3 separate regions of the Homo sapiens genome follow, and all the other regions are linked to region 2. A link is a contact called in ENCODE Hi-C or POLR2A ChIA-PET data. All regions are on one chromosome and are shown on one strand. The core of a region is the stretch at or near the end of the contact, and the rest is flanking DNA. Distances in the headings are between cores, read along the strand shown. Region 1 has its middle 22 kb from the start of MIR4425. Region 2 has its middle 71 kb from the start of MIR6731. Region 3 holds the start of SRRM1 (serine and arginine repetitive matrix 1).

Evidence for each region. Hi-C counts contacts between places; a loop is a spot of excess contacts on that map. ChIA-PET counts read pairs that join two places held with the same protein, here RNA polymerase II (POLR2A). Pooled maps may share reads with other maps.
Region 1: a pooled map shows a loop between it and region 2 (4-fold over the local background). The contact joins two enhancer-like sites. A Hi-C loop is called at or near these places in 4 of 50 pooled maps. POLR2A ChIA-PET finds 5 or more read pairs at or near these places in 3 of 52 experiments (B cell, OCI-LY7 and activated CD8-positive, alpha-beta memory T cell).
Region 3: a loop to region 2 is called in a map of endothelial cell of umbilical vein, with 5 times the contacts of the local background. The contact joins the promoter of SRRM1 here to the enhancer-like site in region 2. A Hi-C loop is called at or near these places in 3 of 168 maps with a recorded cell type or tissue (IMR-90, MCF 10A and endothelial cell of umbilical vein), 2 of 37 single-sample maps with no recorded cell type and 17 of 50 pooled maps. POLR2A ChIA-PET finds 5 or more read pairs at or near these places in 6 of 52 experiments (AG04450, GM12878, HCT116 and 3 more).

The regions. Positions count from the first base shown.
Region 1 is chr1:24,999,674-25,003,183 of GRCh38, forward strand. No RefSeq gene overlaps it. Among named protein-coding and RNA genes, the nearest start is that of MIR4425, 22 kb to the right of the region's middle. RefSeq lists an enhancer at 1,479-1,618. Within about 2 kb of position 1,583, at least 2 of the 41 ENCODE cell types and tissues checked have a DNase peak (open chromatin) inside an H3K27ac peak, as active enhancers do.
Region 2 is chr1:24,846,109-24,849,849 of GRCh38, forward strand. No RefSeq gene overlaps it. Among named protein-coding and RNA genes, the nearest start is that of MIR6731, 71 kb to the right of the region's middle. RefSeq lists an enhancer at 1,341-2,065 and silencers at 2,180-2,379, 2,470-2,689. Within about 2 kb of position 2,028, at least 22 of the 41 ENCODE cell types and tissues checked have a DNase peak (open chromatin) inside an H3K27ac peak, as active enhancers do.
Region 3 is chr1:24,641,605-24,645,305 of GRCh38, forward strand. SRRM1 (serine and arginine repetitive matrix 1) reads left to right here and starts at 1,698. Exons shown (of 17, transcript NM_005839.4): 1 at 1,698-1,743. The coding sequence starts at 1,723. RefSeq lists an enhancer at 1,270-1,369 and silencers at 1,440-1,759, 2,020-2,079.

The sequences.
Region 1 (3,510 bases), core at 333-2,832, 150 kb after region 2:
CTCCTGGTGGCCACTCCTTTCCCCTCTTCTAAGCCTGGCCAACCTTCCTAAGGCTCACAGACCAAGCACCTCCAGGGAACTGTCTCCGACCAGCCCTTCCACAGAGACCTCTCCCTCCTCTGACTTCCCACCACAACACTGTCTGTCCCGCTCAGCCAATCTCTGGCCCATCATGGGTTCCTACTTAGCTACCAGGTGTTTTGAGGGTTAAGAGTCTTCTTCCCAGGTTGTTTAATTTATTCTCCAGGAATTCTGTGATTCCCTGTTCATGCCCCAACTAGACTGAAAGCTCCCTGAGGGCAGGGGCTGTGGCGGGTGCATGTCTGTGCCCCAATGCCCAGCCCAGGGCCTGGTGTGGAGAATAGAAGAGCAAATGTCCACTGAAGAAAGTGAACCTGTGAGCCCTTGCCAGGGGCCAGGCTGCACCCTCTGAGAGTCCTGGACACACTGTCTTCCCTGCCTGTCACCCCCACTGCATGATACCTGGCTCGGTGTTGGTGCAGAGACCCGAAGGAGGCCTGGTCTTGCATCCTTGAGAAACATCAGGATCAAAATCAATAATGTGGCAAGAGGTTTGCTGTACACTGAGGGCCAAAGCTGATTACAACACAGTATGCAGGCGTGAGCATATGGGAAATTATATTCATATGAAGGACATGTTGGTATTTTTTTTTTTTTTTTTGAGATGGAGTCTCACTCTGTCGCCCAGGCTGGAGGCTGGAGTGCAGTGACATGATCTCGGCTCACTGCAACCTCCGCCTCCCAGGTTCAAGTGATTCTCCTGCCTCAGCCTCCGGAGTAGCTGGTACTACAGGTGCGTGCCACCACGCCCAGCTAATTTTTGTATTTTTAGTAGAGTGGGGTTTTCGCCATGTTGGCCAGCTGGTCTTGAACTCTTGACCTCAAGTGATCCACCCACCTTGGCCTCCCAAAGTGCTGGGATTACAGGCATGAGCCACCGTGCCTGGCCGGAGAAGTTTTCTTGACTAGAAATGCACTTTGGCTCTCGAGGGCAGAGGGGACAGCCTGTCATTGTCCTCTACCACTTCCTTGCTGTGTAATGTTGAGCAAGTTTCTTAATTTCTCTGGGCCTCAGTTTCCATGTAAATGGCAGTATAACCATACCTCCTTCCCAGGGCTTTCGGGGAGGATCTGGTGAAAAGATGCTGCAGGGAGACTACGTGGTCAGTGGTCAGCGGGTGTCAGCCACTCCAGTCATGAACACTCCAGGAGACGCTCAGTCCGCGTGAATTCCTCTCCCTTTCCTTTTTCATCCTGCCTCTTGTTCCTCCCTCCAGGTCCCTCATCCCAGGCCCTCCCCAGTGATAGAGAGCCTCCAGAGACCCAGCTTGGAGCACTTGTGGTCCCTGGAACAGGCCAGGGCCTGTGGGCTTGTCCTTGGGCACCTGGAAGACATCACACCATGGCCTCACTACCATCTGCCTGGGCTCCCCCAAGCCGCCCCTCCTGTGCCCTCTGCTCTGGCTACTGCCAGCCATGCCCCCAGGAGACAAGCTTGGGCTGGGCAGGGCTGGATGTATTTACTCTTTGCCGAGGCTGGTTTCTCTGTTGCTGACGTGAAGGCCTGCTGGGTGCCCATGTTTCCTGCCTGGGTTTTCCCTGGCCGGTGCTGGGTTGCCATGTCTTCCAGCCACCCAACCCGGGGCCCCTCCACCTTGGCCACAAGCTCTCCCGCTACGTACCCTCCCTGGCCACCGGAAATCAGACTCAGAAGCCTCCAGGGGCCCTCGGGTTCTCCCTCAGCAGGAAGTTGGCACCCAAGGGCAACTGGCCTGGGCCAGGTCGTTCTTTGGTCCAACTAGGAAGGCCGCAGACTACACACTGGTCAGCTGTTCCGGAACACAGGGAGCCACTGCCTTGCAGCCCCGGGTCTACAAAGAGGTGCTTTCTGCCTCAGGCGCTTCTGACCATTGTTAGAGACCAGCATCCTGGATTGGGCTGGGGAGTTGGGGCTGGGGGCGGTGACCCATCTTAAAGACCCGTTTTAAACTCCTGCCTGTTGGCTTGATGACTCAGGAAGAAACAGCCACACCCCACAACCTTGGGCTCTGGGGCCACTCTGTGGTGAACTGTCTTCCCAAAGATGTTTTTTCCAAATTTTAATCATTCCAGTAACAACTTAATGGCTTTTCTTACCCTAAATTCATATTGTGCATATACACGTATTATATGAGTTATGTTATAATATAGTAACATACATTATATTATATATTATAATAGAACATATATATAAAGGAAAACATATATATTATATTAAATATAATATATGTTATAATATATTTAATATATATGTTATGTATTATAATATATATTATAATTATATATAAATATATATAACATATATGTTATATATTTAATATAATATATTTAATATACTATATTATAACATATATGTTATATACTCATTATAACATATGTTATATACTCATTATAACATATATGTTATATACTCATTATAACATATATGTTATATACGTTACTCATTATAACATATATGTTATATACGTTACTCATTATAACATATATGTTATATACGTTACTCTATGTAACATATATGTTATATACGTTGCTCTATGTAACATATATGTTATATACGTTGCTCTATGTAACATATATGTTATATACGTTGCTCTATGTAACATATATGTTATATACGTTGCTCTATGTAACATATATGTTATATACGTTGCTCTATGTAACATATATGTTATATACGTTGCTCTATGTAACATATATGTTATATACGTTGCTCTATGTAACATATATGTTATATACGTTGCTCTATGTAACATATATGTTATATACGTTGCTCTATGTAACACATGGTATGTGTTATAACATATCGTATAACATATAATATACTATATATTATATATTATATATTTTATATTGTCATATATGATAATAACATATATTATATAATATGTTATATTATATATTATGTTATATTCATGTTAATTCACATCATGAATATTATATATTATAATATATTTATATATGTTATAGTATATATTATATATTATAACATCTATATTAATTAATTCATTCTTTCTACTTAAATAAATTTATCCTCATCCTAAAAAACCTTATTTGTCAAATCATAGTTTGGATTCCCTAGAGATGTTTTTCTCCTAAAGCATATTAGATAACCATGAAAATAGCAAATTCTGGTTGGTGAACCATCTATAATGGTGTCCTTGAAGAGTGATTCGAAGGGTTATTCGTATGAAGGTTCCCTGAGTCCATCTCTTCTCAGGCCTCTGAGATGTCACAGCCCAGTCCCTTCTGAGCCACCCCCAGCTACAAGAACACTGAAAGCTACTCCGTGTCATGAAGGTTGATGGGCTCTGCTCTGCTCAGCCTTTATGGGTACCCAGAGGAGACACTGAGTCCAGCTTGGCTTGGCTCAGGAGGCAGGACTGATGATAACAACCCCATATATTGGCACAGCACTTTACAGTTTGCAGAGCCCATTGTCACATCCTAGGC
Region 2 (3,741 bases), core at 778-3,277:
GGACAAATTGGAAAAATAGCAAAAGGTTAACTGTAAATCCAACACTGTTAGTAAATTTATGAAATGTAAATGGGCTGAACAATGTTAAGTGTCAAACTGGATAAAAAATCAAAACCCAATATATGCTATTTACAAGAGACAAATATATGGGCCCAGAAGGGTGAAATTAAAGAATGGAATAGTTAATTCATTGACACAGTAAATAAAAAGAAAGAAGATGTGCCTATCATACAAAGTAGGTTTTGAGGCAAGAAGTGTTACTGGAGATGAAAAAGGATGTTTTACAATATAGGACATTGATAATCATGAACATTCACTATGAAAATGTTAACAGTCCTGCATTTCTGTGTATCTAATAACACCTTTAAATAAAAATTGACTCAAAGAGAAATGTCTGCAATTATGAGGTCAAATTCATCCTCATAATTGGAGATTCTTAACATAGCTCTCAGTAACTGATAGAACAAGGAGGAAAACACGTGCGTGTGCACATACGTACACACATAGGAATAGCAGAAGAGAGAATAACACAACCACTTGACCTAATGGATGCATATGGCATGCTATATCCAACAACTGCAGAATGTACATTCTTTTCAGGTATATGTGGAACTTTTAGTGAAACAGACCCTATGCCGAGCCATAAAACAAGCCTCAACAAATTTCAAAGGAATGAAATACAAAATACGTTTTCTGACCACAGTGGAATTAAACTAGAAGTCAATAGTTGAAAGATACCAAGAAAATCCCCAGAATAAGGAACTACTTACAGTAGCCTACAACCCATGATGAATTTTTTTTTTTTTTTGACAGAGTCTCACTCTACTGCCCAAGCTGGAGTGCAGTGGCATGATCTTGGCTCACTGCAGCCTCTGCCTCCCAGGTCCAAGTGATTTTCCTGCCTCAGCCTCCTTAGTTGCTGGGATTACAGGCGCCCTCCACCATGCCCGGCTAATTTTTGTATTTTTACAAATACAAAAATTGTAACCTGTTGGCCAGGTTGGTCTCGAACTCCTGACCTCAAGTGATCCACCTGCCTTGGCCTCCCACAGTGCTGGGATTACAGGCGTGAGCCACCACATCCTGCCTGAAAATCTAAAGTTTTAAATTTAACACACATATTTATTATACACCAGGAACTGTTCTAAACACTTTACGTATATTAACTTAGTCTCTTTAACAATCCTATGAGATAGAGACTATTATTCCCATTTTATGGGTGAGGAAACTGAGGCATGTGGAGGTTAAGAAACTTGCTCAAGAGCCTGGGAAACATAGCAGGACCCTGTCTCTACAAAAAAAAAAAAATTAAGGTTGTGAGAGCCTCTGGTCCTAGCTACATGGGTGGCTGGGGCAGGAGGATCGCTTGAGCCCAGGAGTTCGAGGTTGCAGTGAACTATGATTGTGCCATTGCACTCCAGCCTGGGCAACAGAGCAAGATCCTGTCTCTAAATAAGAAAAGAAACTTGCTCAAAATCCCACAGCTAGTAAATGACAGTCAAAGCTAGGCAATATAGCAATATGCAGATAGTGCTCAGCAATCTTTAAAAGTGTGTCTGTTTTCCTCCTTAAAAGAGTGGACTTGGCTCCCTGGCCCCTGACAACTAAGGTAGTTGGTTGCCAGGTAAGCAGAGGTCCAGCTGGAACATATAGATTCTTTAAAAAAATAAATAAATAAAAATAGAGACAGGATTCTAGCTCTGTTGCCCAGGCTGGTGTCAAGCCCCTGGCCTCAAGCAATCCTCCTGTCGTAGCCTCCGAAACTGTTGGGATTTCAGGCGTGAGCCACCGCGCCCGGCCAAGAGCACGTTTGGTTGGTTTGTCCTGAGGGGCAGGTCTCTCGCACCAAGCAGGAGGTAGAGGTCTCGGGCCCAGAGGGGCCCTGCATCCCCCACCTCCTGCTGCGAGAGGCATCAGCCGGCCTTGTCCCTAAAGCCCCTGCTCGCTTTCCTGTCACCACTCGGGTGCGGTTCCGAAGTGGCCAGCAGGGGCCGCGGTTCCCCTCCTTTCGGCGCCACTTCTGCAAGCAGGGCTGGGACAGCTGCAGGACCTCGTCAGTTTGGGGAGCTGCCAGACCCGATCAGCAGCGTTGTCGGCTTCCTTCCTCTTTATCAGATCTGTCAGGGCTGCTGCGCGCTGCGAAGGCGCCTCCGGCCTCCTTCCCTCCTTCCTGTGTCGAACGGACGCTCCCCGGCGCCGCTGCGAACCGACACCTCCGCGCCTCCCCCGGCGGGGCAGGGCAGGGACCCGCTCACACCCTAGGTGGGGTGGGGTGGGAAGTGCCAGCGGTCTGGGTGTGACGGAGCCAGCCAATGTCCACGCGAGGTCAGGTCGCACGTGGGCCTCGACGCTGGCACTTCTGCATGTCCCTGGTTCTCGGCCGGCCACCGGCAGCTAGAGGAAGCGCTTCGCCCGCGAACCACAGGGCTGGGCGGCGGTTGGGTCGCGGCAGGGCGAGGGCTCCGCTGCGGTTGGCCCCGAGCGGCGTCCTTCCCCCGGGGGCCCCCGATCACTGCCTGGGGACTCGAGAGCGTCCCCGCCGCCGCGCCAGGCGCCAGTTCCCTGCTTCTGAGAGCGCGCACGGGAGCCCGAGCGAGCCCTCCTGGACGCCCGGCACAGGCCGGAGCGCCGACCGCGGGAGGGGCCACCTGGGCACTAGGAAAAGGGGCCACGGTTCCAGGCGGGGCGGTCCCCGCTCTGCTGACTCGGACGGGCCTCACTTCCCCGCCAGAAGAAGCGGCACCCATCCACGGGGAGGGACGGCCTCGGGACATCCTTTGGGGAAGCCAGTGACACATTTCTGATCCAATTTCTTATAAGAAATAGATAAACCTCAGTTTCTTCCTGTGCTTCCTTTCTCTAATTTCCTCAGTCAGATAATAATTGTCATTAAACTCGATGTACCAGTTATTGTGCTAAAGTTTTTAAAATGTTTCAAGTCTCTTCATATTCTCAAGTCTATTAGAGGAGGGACTATTCTTGTCCCCATTGTTTTATATAAAGAAACTTAAACCTAGAGAGGTTAAATAATTTGCCCAAGATCACACCAGGAACTGATAGAGGTCATCTGGCTCCAGAGCTTAACATCGCACTGGGTTGGTTGCTGTCACCTCCCCTGTGCAGGGTTTAAGGAGACTCGAGGAGGCTGATTTTTTTTCCTCTTCTCCTCTTCTCTCTTCTCTTCTCCCCTCTTCCCCCCTCTTTTCCCCTCCCCCCTCCCTCCCTCCTTCCCTCCTTTCTCTCTCTCTTTCTCTTTTATTTTTTATTTTCTTTTCATAGGCTTTCACTCCCATTGCCCAGACTGGACTGCAGTGGTGCAATCTTGGCTCACTGTGACCTTCAGGGAAGCTGATTTCTTAGCCCAGCTGTGGAACTGTCCAGAGCTCCCCAGCTACCCAAGTGTATTCCTCCTCTCCGCCTCCTCCTCTTCTCCTCCTCCTCCTCCTCCTCCTCCTCCTCCTTCTCTCTCTCTCTCTTTAATTTTTTAAGAAACAGTGTCAAGCAATCCTCCTGCCTCAGCCTCCTGAGTAGCTGGCACTACAGGCACGTGCCACCCCAAGTGGCCTTTTCCAGCAGGAAGTTTAGGAGCCTAATGAGCGCAATGCAAGCAGAACCAAATGGTTCCAATACCACGCACCAAGTGCATTGGCACCACATTTCTGGGTAAAAGGGTCCTGCTTGGCAGGGGGGACTTTGAGGGGTCAGGGAGGGCAAAAGGGGCCTCTCCCCTTCCTTGGCTCA
Region 3 (3,701 bases), core at 448-2,947, 200 kb before region 2:
GGTTTCTTGATGGTTTGAAAGCCGAGGTAAAGGAAAGGAGTCAAGAGTAACACACGCTTGCGTCCTACACCAAAGGAAAGCCACTGCGGTCAGCGGGAGCCAGGGAAGACCCTGGGAAGGGCAGGTGGTTTGTGGTTTTGGTGGATGGAGGGCGAAGGAATCAGGATTTCAACTTGGGGCACGTGGGACGGTCAAGAGAGAAGTCTGAGCTGGAGATGCAGGGATGTCTCCAGCACACAGCTAGTGTCTCCAGCCACGAGAGCAAACACACACATACTTTCAGGTGGGCTAAGTGCCATGGAAAAAAAGAGAAAAGGGAGGCGAGAGTGTGTGTGGGGGCGGGAACGATGCAAAAGATGGCCGGAGGAGGCCTTTCTGAGAAAGGGACGCCGGCTTTCCCTCCGAGAAAGGGAAGCGAGAAGGGCGAGAAGCGCTTGCGAAAAAGCTGGCAGAGTGGGGCCGGGCGCGGTGGCTCAGGCCTGAAGTCCCTGCACTTTGGGAGGCCAGGAGTTCGAGACCAGCAACAGAGCGAGACCCCCATCTCTGCTTTATTAGATAAAAATAACTTTTTTTTTTGAGACAGTCTCGCTCTGTCACCCAGGCTGGAGTGCAGTGGCGTGATCTCGGCTCACTGCAAGCTCCACCTCCCGGGTTAATGCCATTCTCCTGCCTCAGCCTCCCGAGTAGCTGGGACTACAGACGCCCGCCACCACGCCCAGCTAATTTTTTGTATTTTTAGTAGAGACGGGGTTTCACCGTGTTAGCCAGGATGGTCTCGATCTCCTGACCTCGTGATCCGCCCGCCTCGGCCTCCCAAAGTGCTGGGATTACAGGCGTGAGCCACCGCGCCCGGCCAATAATTTTCAAAATAAGAAAATCTAGCAGTGCGCATCCAACCCAAGGCCCTCGCAGCCAGAGCAGAGGCACCAGGGCGGCCAGGCGAGGCGCTGCGAGGAAGCTGGTGCTTCTCGGAGTCCGAGACCCGGGCTGGGGAGAGCCCGAGGCAGAGCCCGAGGACCACGGCTCTCTGGCGGGCGTCCTGCCCAGCGGCGTGATTACCGGGCCGCCGAAACCGAAACCCATCTACTGGACACTTCCAGCTTCCTCCAAAGGCTGAGCAAGCTGAGCTACAAGGCAGATTTCATGTCTGCTGCCAGGCTCGACCGCTTTACAGACAATCCTCTCTCGTCTGGTAAACGCGTAAAACCTACACAATCACAACTTTCACAACGAGAGGGAAGCCGCAGGCCTCTCGTCGGCGCACGGGCCGCCTCGCCCGCGTCACTCTGAGGTAACAGCCTTTCTCTTCAATCGCTTCATGGAACTCCAGGACGCCAAGCCTCTTCCACTACGGGTCGAAGGATGGGTCACGTCACATTGCGCGAACAAGGATGGTCACGCGCCACAAAAGGACTTGCAGGGCGGGGCGACTCGACGGCCTTCCCTTTTGCTCCCATTGGCTGCGGTCGTCAGGTTCGCCTCCTCCACTACCTACCGGGGAGTTTAGGGCCTGACAGAAGCCCGCCCCCGCTGGCGCTCGTGCGCACGCGTGGCGGGCTCTCGGCGCACTGAGCAGGCGCGGCCTCGTGTCGGCCGGAGGGGGCGGGCGCAACGACGCGCGCTGCGTCCCGGCGCTCGGCTTTCCCTCCGCCGGTCCCGCCCTCCGTCGCGGCGGCGCGGTGTACCCTGGGATAGGGAGCGATCTCCGAGCGAGGCGGCAAGATGGACGCGGGATTTTTCCGCGTAAGTAGAAGCGCCGGGCGCCGGGGTGAGGCCAGGGACTTCTCGGTAAGGCCTGGTAGGAGACCTTAGCTTGGCACAGGGTGGCCAGCGAGGGGAGCTTCGGAGATCTTAAGGATTCCTCCTAGAGCCGGCGCACCCCCCCCCCCCCCGTGCGCTGCGGCGGAGACCGGTGCGCCCCTGCGCAGTCTCCTCCTCCGGAATGGTCCCCCCTACGCGGCGGCGACGGTGGCCGGAAAATGGCGGCGGGAATGGGCCGGGATGGTACCTCGCTGCCCGCCTGCCTGGCGGGGCCTGCAGGCCGAGCGCCGTGCGTGCCGCCGGGTCCTGGGGCCTAGCGGAGCCGGAGGAGGAAGTCCCGAGTGGGAGGCCAAAGGAAAGCCCTAAGGTCACTGGTGGCGGCAGGGCAGGGAGAATATGGTTTGGGGGTACATCTTGGGAGAGCACCTTAGGGGAGGGAGAACAGGAAGAAGCATTCAGCGGCTTTTTTTGAAAAAGCGCCCTCCCCGCCCCCCAACGTCCTCCCTCCAGGTCCTAAGCCTTCGTGGAGGCGCCAGGTCAGGGTTCGCGGGAGCTCCCGCCCAATTTGATATCCCTTCAGGGAGGGGGACGTAGATAACTTGTTGGGACAATGTGAATTTAAGGTTCTGTGAGGGTAGAGGGTGCAACGAAAACTATGCGCGGGTATGGAGGCAGGTTGTGGAGTGATTCAATTCCTTCCCGCCCTCCACATCCCTCACCACCCGCCACCATCGTGTTTTACTCTTGGAGTCCGCTGGTGAAAGGTAACTCTTACCTAGGCTCTGCCAGCGTCGTCTGCCCATCGCCTGCAGGCAGGGAAGTTACTCCGTCGTAGTTGGTTCTCGGGGCCCACACTTTATCAGGCTCGTGCTGGAGCCTGTGTGTCCCATAGTCCCCTCCTGTAGGAAATTAGTACTAGATCAAGATCTAGAAGGGACACAGGACTAGAGTTGAGCACCATTGGTCTCTCAGGGCTTGCAAACTGTTAATGCAGAATGAAGTCGTATAGAAACTAGTTGATCTAAGCCAATATATCCGTTTTCTGAAATACACGTTAGCTCTTCTCTTTAGAGCATGTAATTTGCAGTTTGTGTGTTTTCAAAGGAAAAATTGGAAGGGAGGAGGGCCAGAACTTTAGTAAAAATATCTTTGGACACTCCGAATTGGACATTGAAATCCTTCTTTAATTGGCTTTAAATATGCCAACGAGTTTTTCGTCATGTTAGAATGTTATCCCCCAAGTATTTTACCTAAGAACAACCAGCTGTTCTTAGGCAAACAGTAAGATACTTATTTTGGAATGATAGTTTCAGATTAGCGTATCGAATTTGCAAACTGCTTATGAACTGTCCATTTTGTAATTTCCATCAAAGTGTTTTGTAGTAAATATTCAATATTTTCTGCAGTGCAAGTAGTATTTTGAAACAAGTGAAAGCCTTTTCTGACTTTTGTCAAAATATTTTCTGTGGAAAGGAGTCCAAATAAATAAAAGAGTAAGGTGATTGATGAGCAAATTTTAACATGAAGTTTGCTTGTGGTATTGGTAAAGGTCTGGGAGAGGGGCGAGTTTTTAGTACACAGCCTACAATTGCTTAAATACAAGAGTTAACTGGATTTAAGATCCAAGTTAAAATATTTTAGGGTCATTATCTAGTACCCTGCCAACCAGATGAACTATTTCAGGTAGTATAGAAGTTATATCTTCCATTCAATGAACTTCTTCCACATGCCAGATACTTTACATATGTTATTTCTGGTATGTACACAGCAACCCTGCAGAGTAGGTTTCTATACCTCTATTTTAGCAGGGAAGGAACTATCCTCAGAGAGGCTGGGTAACTTGGTTTACGATCTTACGGCTAAGTAGTGGCACAGTTTTTACCTTCTCAAACAAAATTTTTTTTGATCGCTTTCCAGGGGACTGTGGCCAACTCAGTGAA